Regions from separate parts of the Homo sapiens genome. Here region 1 is linked to region 2. A link is an interaction called in ENCODE POLR2A ChIA-PET data of the cell type or tissue named here. Cell type or tissue: HepG2. All regions are shown on one strand. Links, peaks and the distances in the headings refer to the core of each region. The heading gives the core; the rest is flanking DNA. Region 1 overlaps R3HDM2 (R3H domain containing 2). Region 2 holds the start of INHBC (inhibin subunit beta C).

Region 1 (5,375 bases), core at 113-5,112, 66 kb after region 2:
ATTGCCTGTCTTCTTATCTTACTACAGACTATAGGCTTGGAAGAAGAATGACAAAACCTAAGCACAAGGCAGTTATCTTGAATGATATTTCTTACCTTTTCTGTTTTGCAGGACATCAGAACTGATGTTTCTTTTTTGTTTTCGTTCTATTTTTTTCTGCATCCTGTCTTTCATGAAAATATTTTTCTCTCCCTTGATATCACTGCTTTTTTCTTTTTGATATATGAATACACAGCTACTCCTGTGTTCTTTACTTCTTTAAACAGTTAACCCTTTTATGTTACTGTAGGCAGAAAAAGGGTAGCTGTTAATCATTTAGGCACTGAAGAGGGTAAAACTTTGTTTGCCTGCCCTAGTTTGTTGGGTGTCTCTGAGTTTGTGTGTGTATCTTAAAAAAAAAAAAAAAAAAAAAAAAAAAAAAGTAATGGTATATATTTGGTTCCCATTCTTGGAGTAATGATGAAATATTTTTATATTTTGAACCAGAACAAATTTTGGTCTTCTGTTGCTGCTTCTAATCAGTTCTACTGGCCCAGAAACTGGCATATCACTGCTCAGTGATTTCTTTTATTATCATTCCATTCATTCCCCTGTAACAGTGGCTCTCGGTTGCATAAATCCCATATTTCTCAGCAGCTTATATCATCTTTGCTCACTGACTGCTGTCCTGACATTAGCTTGTTTCTTTGGACTGTGTCAACTAAGTCAAACTAGACTAAATTTACTATTTTTCCCTTGTGCTTTTTCTCCCTTCTTAGTTATCTTGCCCTCTGTATTAGTCCATTTTCACACTGCTATAAACATACTACCTGAGACTGGGTAATTTATCAAAGAAAGAGGTTTATTTTATTTTATTTTTCTTTTGAGATGGAGTTTCGCTCTTGTTGCCCAGGCTGGAGTGCAATGGCGCGATCTTGGCTCACCGCAACCTCCACCTCCCGGGTTCAAGCAATTCTCCTGCCTCAGCCTCCCGAGTAGCTGGGATTACAGGCATGCACCACCATGCCTGGCTAATTTTGTATTTTTAGTAGAGATGGGGTTTTTCCATGTTGGTCAGGCTGGTCTTGAACTCCCGACCTCAGGTGATCCACCCCGCCCCCCCCCCCCGGGCCTCCCAAAGTGCTGTGATTAGAGGCATGAGCCACTGTGCCCAGTAAGGTTTAATTGGCTCACAGGAAGTTCCGCGTGCCTGGGGAGGCCTCAGGAAACTTACTGTCATGGTGGAAAGGGAAGCAGGCATGTATGTCTTCGCGAGTGCAAGCAGGGGAAATTCCAGACGCTTATGTATTAAAACCATCAGATCTTGTGAGAACTCACTCACTAGCATGAGAACAGCGGGGGGAACCGCCCCCGTGATCCAATAAGCCTCCCTCCCTCACACATGTGGGGATTATAATTCAAGATGAGATTTGGGTGGGGACACAGAGCCAAACCATAGCACCCTCTCTTTGCTATTACTCCTTGAAAAAGCCAGTTGAAAATTAACATTTTTTAGGAAACTTTCTATGATTTAGGCTATCAAATTCTTATTAATTTATATGTGCTATTTTGTATTTATTTAACCTTCTGTTTTGAAGGTGCTTATAATTTAAAGCATAGTCCCTGCACTCAAAGAGTTATCTTAGGAGAAACTAAGAAATGAATTGACTTCTTTTTCTTTTATTACTTTGAATTTCTGTTGCTTTTAAATTTCATATATATATTTTTAAATTCCAGATTTCAATAGTAAGGGCAACAGCAAGGATCTTGTTTCCCGTGAAATCTTACGAACTGTTCCTACTGCCCTCATCCATCTTACCATGGGGCAGACTTGTTGGATGATAGGGTAATAGTGTAGGAAAGAGGGATCTTAGGTGTTGGGGATTTTCTGTTTTGTGCCTTTTCGAATGGTAAAAATTCTAAGTATTTATAGTCTTACTTGAAATTACATTTTGGAGACTAAAATGACACAAACTACAAATTGAATGTACAAAAAAAGACATGCTAGATTTCTGAAATAGCCATCCAAGTTTTCGCTGCATAACAAAGTTAGTGCTTATTTATTACTGGCATGCTAGAACGGTGGCTTACTTGAGCTAAAGTCTGTCCCTGATGGCCTGATGATGTAGTTTTACACCCTTAATAAAATTGAGTTCGCATCAGTTTACAATGAAAGTCTTTTAGGTGACTTTCAGAACCAGAATCACATATCATCTGCAGAGCTGTTAACCTCATTTTCCAAATTCCTATGACACTTTTCACAAGAGTTATGTTTGCCCCAGAGATCTTAATTCAGAACTAGGGTCCTTCACCTTTTAAGAGGTGGAGCTACATGTGATTTTCCTGACACTTGAGATCATTTGATGGTGTTAAGATGCTGGGGTAGGGGTTGGAAGTGGGAAATGGGAGAGTGGGGGTAGGTGACAAGAAAGTTCTTGAGTAAAGGCTAGGAGGAAAACTATCTGAGGTTACTTATTTGCCTAATCCTTCTATATTAGAATTAGGAGATGTAAATTAGTCTCCAGATCACTTGTGTTGCCTTCTTAGTCCCACCGTAGCCATGACAGACAAATTCTCAGCCCTCGCCCTGCTGACTGTGTGCAAAGTTAGAGAACAGCCCCCAAATCCACCCCCCACTTTTGGAACTGCAGAGTTTGGGGGGGTCCGCAAGATCACCCTCGGGTTCAATAGTTTACTAGAACGACTCACAGAACTCACTAAAGCTATTATACTTACAGTGAAGGGAGACAGACTAAAATCACCCAAGAGAAGAGATATATGGGCAAAGTCCAGGAGGGTTTCAGATGCTGAGCTTCCAGTTTTCCTTTCCCAGTGGAGTCATGGATAGTGTAACTCCTCCTGTCAGTGGTGTGTGGTAATACACATGGAGTATTGCCAACCAAGGAGGCTACGTAAGCCTTGATGTCGTGAATTTTTACTGGGGCTCCATCACATAGATATAATTGGCCAAGTGGCTGACCTCAGTCTCCAGCCCTTCCTGAGGTTGAGTTGATAGTATGTAACCTAAAGTCCCTACCATAAATCATATTGGTAGACTTATCTGTCATGGCTTAAGTCCCCTAGTAAATCATTATCAAGAGGATATTCAAAGAGTTTAACATTACTTCCTAAGAGCTAAGGGCAAATGCCAGACCTCTCTTTGGGCAAGGTTAAATTCTTTACTACATACCGTGCTAGTTGAAGTGTTAGGCCTAACTAAGAGGAAGGGGAAGGGGACTAGTTTGGAGTTTTTTGAACTAAGAAAATGTATTTTCTGCTTAAAAAGTTAAATATATATATATACACATTGAATTTTTTTTAAAAAGTAGATCCAAGTTGATAGAGCTTCCAGGCACCTGAGAGATGCAAACTCAGATCATCCCTGGTGGAATATACCTCAACCCTGGCTTCAAAGAATTCTTAAAGATAGATTACCAACATATGTGAGCTTATAATAGTAACCAAAAAACCAAAAAAAAAATCACAAAAGAAACACGGTTCTGTGAACCAGCATCAACAGAAACAACTGAATCAGACCCAGAGAAACTTTAGGTATTGGAATTATTGAATATAGAACATAAAATAAATATATTTAATGAAATAGAAAAGTAAATAAAGACCAAGAATAAGAAATGAGAGAATAAAGCAAGACTGGTTGGTTTGTAAAATAAGCAATTAAATTATTTTAGAAATAAAAAAATAATGATTGAAAGAAACTCAGTGGAGGGGAACTTACAGTTCTGGTGATAGCTGCGTAACAGGAAGCTGATTTATGCTGCTGTCTTAAGTGAATAATTGGACAAAGTATATGAAAAAATGTTTTCAGATATTGGACAAAGAGTAGCATAGAACAGTGATTCCTGAGAGAAAAGAAAGAAGTTTGAGCACTATGATTGTCCACCTTTCAGCCTGAAGAAAGTTTCTGGGTTGAAACTAGGGTTGGGAGGGATACACATACAGAGCTGGCAATCTTGAATTGAGGAGACAGAGGTAGGAATCGAGAAGCCAAGGCAGCTGGAATTGTGTGGCAGAATATTTAAGAGGAGAGAGCTTCTTAAGAAAAAGAGAGCTCTGGAAATTTGCAGAGGGTTCCCCTAAACCTACACTGTGTAATACAGTAGCCACTAGCTACATGTGGATATTTACATAAAAATTGAGTTCCTCAGTTACACTAACTACAATTCAAATACTTAGTAGCCCCAGTTTCATCATCACAGAAAGTTCTATTGAACTTTCCTGTCATGGATGCTTTAGCTTTAGTTCACTGGTATGAGGAAACTACTCAAGGCCAGAGAAAGACTTCTGGAAAGGATTAGTTGAGGAATAAAGGGCCATGAGTATTTTTTGTTTCTACTAACCAGAGTAGAAACACTTAACACCTGGGACATTGAGTAGAGTCCTTAGAAGGATATTGCCTCAGTAGTGATACCAAATTAGCTCCAGTGTAAAGGCTGTCAAAGACTAGCCTAATAAAGCATAAAAGCAAGCTTCAGAAGGATCAAACTATTTCTAAGTCACTAAGTCTCAAAACAAAGCCCAGACTGGGCGTGGTGGCTCACACCTGTAATCCCAGCACTTTGGGAGGCAAAGGCGGGCGGATCATGAGGTCAGATCGAGACCATCCTGGGTAACACAGTGAAACCCTGTCTCTACTAAAAATACAAAAAAATTACCTGGGCGTGGTGGCGGGCGCCCGTAGTCCCAGCTACTCAGGAGGCTGAGGCAGCAGAATGGCGTGAACCTGGGAGGCAGAGCTTGCAGTGAGCCAAGATCGCGCCACTGCACTCCAGCCTGGGCAACAGAGCGAGACTCTGTCTCAAAAAAAACAAAACAACAACAGCAAAAAAGCCCAAAATTAGTTAAAGGAATATTTTAAAACTAGAAACCAACAGTGTAAAATTTACATTTGGCATCTGGTCACAAATTATCAGGTATACAAAGCATCAGAGAACACAGTCCGTAATGAGGACAAAAACAGTCAATAGAAATAGACCCAGGAATGATTCAGAGAATGCATGTTAAGTAGAGACATGGAAAATATAAAAATGACCAAAATCTAACTTTTAAAAACGAAAACTGCAGTGTCTGAGATGAGAAATATAGTGCCCAGGATTTACAGCAGATCGGCACAGCAGAAGAAAAATTAGTGAACTTGAAGACATAGCAAATGAAACTTAATGCAAAATGTAATATAGAAAAAAAGGCTGGGTGTACTGGCTCATACCAACACATAATCCCAGCACTTTGGGAAACCAGGATGGGAGGATCACTTGAGCCCAGGAATTCAAGGCTGCAGTGAACCAACGTCACACCACAGCACTCCAGCCTGGGCAACAGAGAGAGAGCCTGTCTCTAAATGAAAACATAGATAGACAAAAAAATAAGTGAAGAGTGTC
Region 2 (5,375 bases), core at 149-5,148:
CTGGGACTACAGGCGCCTGCCACCATGCCCAGCTAATTTTTTTTGTATTTTTAGTAGAGACGGGGTTTCACCATGTTAGCCAGGATGGTCTCGATCTCCTGACCTTGTGATCTGCGCGACTTGGCCTCCCAAAGTGCTAGGATTACAGGCGTGAGCCACCGCGCCCGGCCTTCAATTTGCATTTTCTAGAGTCCTGGCTTAGAATTCCTGATCTGCTCACTATATACTCCAACTATTCCCCTGTCTATGGAAGTAACTATCTCTCTTCCTTGTCCTCTTTTATCTATCTTTCTTTAATTAATTAATTTTAGAGATGGGGGTCTCACTCTGTTGCCCAGGCTGGAGGGCAGTGGTGCAAACAGCTCAGTGCAGTCTCAAACTCCTGGGCTCAATGATCCGCCATCTCAGGCTCCCAAATAGCTGGGACTGCAGGTGCACTCCACCGCACCCAGCTATTTTTAGCCCGGGGATGGTGGCTCATGTCTGTAATCTTAGCATTTTGCAAGGCCGAGGCGAGTGGATTGCTTGAGCCCAAAAGTTCAAGACCAATCTGGGCAACATGATGAAATCTTGTCTCTGTAAAAAAATATATGCTGGGCGCGGTGGCTCACACCTGTAATCCCAGCACTTTGGGAGGGCGAGGCAGGAGGATCACGAGGTCAGGAGATCGAGATCATCCTGGCTAACACGGTGAAACCCTGTCTCTGCTAAAAATACATAAAAAGTAGCCAGGCATGGTGGTAGGCGCCTGTAGCCCCAGCTACTCGGGAGGCTGAGGCAGGAGAATGGCGTGAACCCAGGAGGTGGAGCTTGCAGTGAGCCAAGATCGCGCCACTGCACTCCAGCCTGGGTGACAAAGCGAGACTCCATTTCAAAAAATAAAATAAAATAAAATAAAAAATAAAAAAAATTAGCCAGGCATGATGGCGCATACCTGTAGTCCCAGCTACTTGGGAGGCTGAGGTGGGAGGATCACCTGAGCTTGAGCCTGGGAGGTTGAGGCTGCAATGAGCTGTGATCATACCACTGCATTCCAGCCTGGGTGACAGATGAAGACTCTGTCTCAAAAAAAAAAAAAAAAAAAGAAAAAGAAAAGGCCAGGCACAGTGGCTCACACTTGTAATCCCAGCACTTTGGGAGGCCGAGGCAGGCGGATCACGAGGTCAGGAGTTCGAGACCAGCGTGGCCAACATAGTGAAATCCCATCTCTACTAAAAATACAAAAATTAGCCGGGTATGGTGACACACGCCTGTAGTCCCAGCTACTCGGGAGGCTGAGGTGGGAGAACTGCTTGAACCCAGGAGGCAGAGGTTGCAGTGACCTGAGACCATGCCATTGCACTCCAGCCTGGGTGACAGAGTGAGACTCTTTCAAAAAAAAAAAAAAAAAGTTTTTTAAAAAAGAGACAGGGTTGCCGGGCGCGGTGGCTCACGCCTGTAATCCCAGCACTTTGGGAGGCTGAGGTGGGAGGATCACGAGGTCAGGAGTTTGAGATCGGCTTGGCCAACACGGTGAAACCCAGTCTCTACTAAAAATACAAAAATTAGCTGGGTGTGGTGGCGGGCACCTGTAATCCTGGCTACTCAAGAGGCTGGGGCAGGAGAATTCCTTGAACTCAGGAGGTGGAGGTTGCAGTGAGCCGAGATCACGCCACTGCACTCCAGCCTGGGTGACAGAGCAAGACTCCGTCTCAGGAAAAAAAAAAAAAAGGGTCTTGCTATGTTGCTCAGGCTGGTCTCGAACTCCTGGCTTCAAGTGATCCTCCTGCCTTCTGAGTAGCTGGGATTACAGGCAGGAGCCACTGTGCCCAGCCCCTTTATCCATCTTTCTGAGTCCCATTTTGACCCTGTTCTCTGTGATATGGGGACCTGAGGTATATATGGGAACATGACATATGGTGAGGTATTGCAGTCCTGGTGTTTTATTTTTTCTTCTTTTACTCAAATGAGGCATCTGGAGGAGAGGGGAAGGGAGGGGCTAGATCCTGGGGCCAGAGAAAGGAGAGACTCCCACCTCCCAGTCGCTGTGTACAGGCCCAGGAAGTGGATGGGCTCACACCACAGCCTGTGGGTTTGTGGGGCCTGCAGAGAGAGGAGCCGGAGGAGATGACGGCAGCCAATCTCAAAAGAAGTGAAATTTACCAGCTTTCCAGCTGCCTATTGGTCAGGTCTGAGCTACCAGAGTGACCCCAGAGGGATGTGGGGGTTGTCGGGACACCTGGGTAAGGAGATTATAGCCTGTGGGAAGCAGGGGTTGGATGGTTTTTGGGGAAGGAGTCAGAGGTAAGTCTGGCGAGGAAACTTTTCCTTTCCTTGAGGGGTCAAGTTCTGGGGAAGAGCTACAGATCAGGAACCCACCTGTCTCAGCAAAGCTGATGATTTCACATTCCTGTTCCCTGTTGTCCTCTAGAAGTGCCCCCTGTGGGACCCCGTGGAGGTGCTGCAGTGCAGTCCTCAAAGCAGCTCTGGACACAGGGCGGTTCAGTGTTGGGCGCTGGGTGAGGTGCAGCTTGTCCAAGATGCTTCTCTTGGCCAGATCAAGAAGCAGCTCCCGCTGGCTCTCCAGTTCCAAGGTGGGCCCCCCACATGCTGGACACTGACCGCCAGCTCTGGGAGTGGCCACTGTGGTTGGAGCCAGGAGGAGAAAGGCCAGAAGCAATGAGGAGGTCATTGCTGGGGAAGGCCCTTCTTGAGCAATACAGACTCAGGGCTCAGGGTCTCAACAGCTGTGGTCTCAACTCTGTCCTGGCTGCCAGAGGCCCTGGAAGAAGTGTGTGTCCAGCTGGCATGGCTCCTTGTTGCAGGGGACAGAGCAGCAGCCAAACGTCTGACTTGAAAATGAAGCCAGTTACAGGTAGAACTTGGCAGAATCTGCCAACGCATAGTCAGTGAAAGTACAGAGTGGGGGATGTGAGGAGAGGTTGGTTTGTTTAGGGAAAGACACGTCCCTGGGCCAATGTTGGGAGACAGTTGTTATCCATGTGAGCTGCCAGGCCTGGGGTTCAAAGGTGAGAGATTAAATTCCTCCTCAGATCTCTACCCTTGCTGGGAATCCTGGGGATGGTGGAAAGGGACAGATCACAGGTTTTGGGAAAGAATGTTAAAGGGAGACTCTCAAACAAGAAGGGGTCATTGGCAAGGCACTTTAGCTCACTGTCACGCATGAACAATTGAGAGTTGCATTCTTTTTTGCCTGGTGTTTCTCAAAGCCCATCCCCATCCCTCCATCCTCCCTCCTGGGGTTCTCAATCCAGCCTTATTTGTTAGCCCTGGTTGAGTTTTGCCCAAGAGGTCTCAAAACTATGAAGTCTGAAGGTTAAGGGAAGGGAGGCACAGTGTTCTAGCCATGTCTTTGATGCTCTCAGAGGGAACTCCTAAGGTGGGGAAAGGGCTTGAGTTCCAGATTTGCTCACCCTTTGGGGTTTTTTTCTGTCTTGGAAAAGAAGTTTTGAGATTCCCTTTTTTTTTTTTTCTTTTGAGATGGCGTCTCACTCTGTCGCCCAGGCTGGAGTGCAGTGGCATAATTTCAGCTCACTGCAACCTCTGCCTCCCGGGTTCTAGCAGTTCTCCTGCCTCAGCCTCCTAAGTAGCTGGGATTACAGGTGCGTGCCACCATGCCTGGTTAATTTTTGTATTTTTAGTAGAGACGGGGTTTCACCATGTTGTTCAGGCTGGTCTTGAACTCCTGACCTTGTGATCCACCCGCCTCGGCCTCCCAACATGCTGGGATTACAGGCGTGAGCCACCGTGCCTGGCCAGGAGTATAGGTTTTAAATCCAGGTATTCTTGGTTGTTGTTCTTCAGTTCTTGCACTTGTCTCAGAAACATTTCAGGCTTTCATTCTGTGTCATGGCACTGAGAAAATAAAACAATTTTAATCTGGGAAATGCAAGTCTTTGAAGATTATCAGGCTCAGAGAGACATTAAAATGAGACAGCAGACCAGGCATGGCGGCTCAAGCCTATAATCCCAGCACTTTAGGAGGCCAAAGCGGGCAAATCATTTGAACTCACGAGTTCAAGACCAGACTGGGCAACATAGCCAGACCCTATCCATACTAAAATAAAAAATAAATAAATAAAATAAAATTTAAAAAAAGCTGGGAGTGGTGGTGTGTTCCTGTAGTCCCAGCTACTCAGGAGGCTGAGACTGGAGGATCATTTGAGCCCAGGAGGTTGAAGGTGCAGTGAGCTGTAATTGTACTGCTGCACACCTGCCTGGGAAATAGAGTGAGAGCCTGTCTCAAAAAAATAAATAAAAAATAAATAAATAAAATGAGAGGGCAATCATGTCCTACTTCCTGCTTTTGAGCTATGTATTCATCTCTTGAAATTGCTTGCTATTGCCACAAGTAACTATAAATTAACATAATAATGCTGCACTGGACACTATAACCTAGATCCTATAGCTTAACAATCTATAGCCAATCACTAATCAATGTTATTTCTGTAAACCAACAAGAATACCCGACAACTTTGTATCAGTCTACTCCCTGTCTCCTTCTTTTTTGCCCTTAAAAATGTGCTTGTAGGCTGGGCGTGATGGCTCACGTCTGTAATTCCAGCACTTTGGGAGGCTGAAGTGGGCAGTTCACTTGAGGTCAGGAGTTCGAGACGAGCCTGGCCAGCATGGTGATACCCCATCTGTACTAAAAATACCAAAGAAAAATAAAAAAATAAATAAAATAAAAATAAGCCGGGCGTGGTGGCACATGCCTGTAGTCCCAGCTACCTGAGAGGCTGAGGCAGGAGAATCACTTGAACCCGGGAGGTGGAGGTTGCAGTGAGCTGAGATCATGCCACTGCACTCCAGCCTGGGCGACAGAGCAAGACTCCGTCTCAAAAAAAATAAAAAAAAATCTGGAACTTTGGTTTCATTATTGTGCCTCAGGTTTCCTCATCTATAAAACAGGTATAATAATAGTACCTATTGTATTGAGGATTTGATACTAACAATAGATGTAGAATGCTACACATTTTATATTGTACTTACATACACATAATACAAATATTAGCTATTATTTCCTACTGGTCATCACTGCCTGGTCTGGAACTCCTGAGCTCAAATGATCCACCTGCCTTGGCCTCCCAAAGTGCTAGGTGTGAGCCACTGCGCCCGGCCAAGACAAAAAGTTTAAATCGTGGTGAAAAGTGGCAGGTTAGATCAGTTCAGTTCAGTTGTATTTTTCTTCCCCCGTTGTTGTTCTCTAGAGGGTTGAGAGAATTTGGGGGCAGGAGGCAGTGATGACCAGGAGAGAGGGCTGGGCAAGGTGGCTCACACCTGTAATCCCAGAACTTTGGAAGGCCGAGGCGGGTGGATCACCTGAGGCCAGGAGTTCGAGATTAGCCTGGCCAACATGGCAAAACCCCGTCTCT

What was found. Peaks named below come from ENCODE experiments on the same cell type or tissue, not always from the same donor. Only the 100,000 strongest peaks of a DNase experiment are listed, where the experiment ranks them.
Region 1: POLR2A ChIA-PET joins it to region 2 with 11 read pairs; 6 of 35 experiments call an interaction of 5 or more read pairs at or near these places.

The regions. Positions count from the first base shown.
Region 1 is chr12:57,366,130-57,371,504 of GRCh38, reverse strand. The region is part of intron 2 of R3HDM2 (R3H domain containing 2); the gene reads left to right. Among named protein-coding and RNA genes, the nearest start is that of R3HDM2, 62 kb to the left of the region's middle. In HepG2, for the core only: a CTCF peak has its summit at 2,848; DNase peaks (open chromatin) are centred at 2,944 and 4,194; H3K4me3 peaks cover 612 bases.
Region 2 is chr12:57,432,183-57,437,557 of GRCh38, reverse strand. INHBC (inhibin subunit beta C) reads right to left here and starts at 2,774. Exons shown (of 2, transcript NM_005538.4): 1 at 2,359-2,774. The coding sequence starts at 2,671. It overlaps R3HDM2-DT (R3HDM2 divergent transcript), which reads right to left. Exons shown (of 2, transcript NR_185976.1): 2 at 3,623-3,855. In HepG2, for the core only: no CTCF peak of the experiment used is centred there; a DNase peak (open chromatin) is centred at 2,957; H3K4me3 peaks cover 1,219 bases.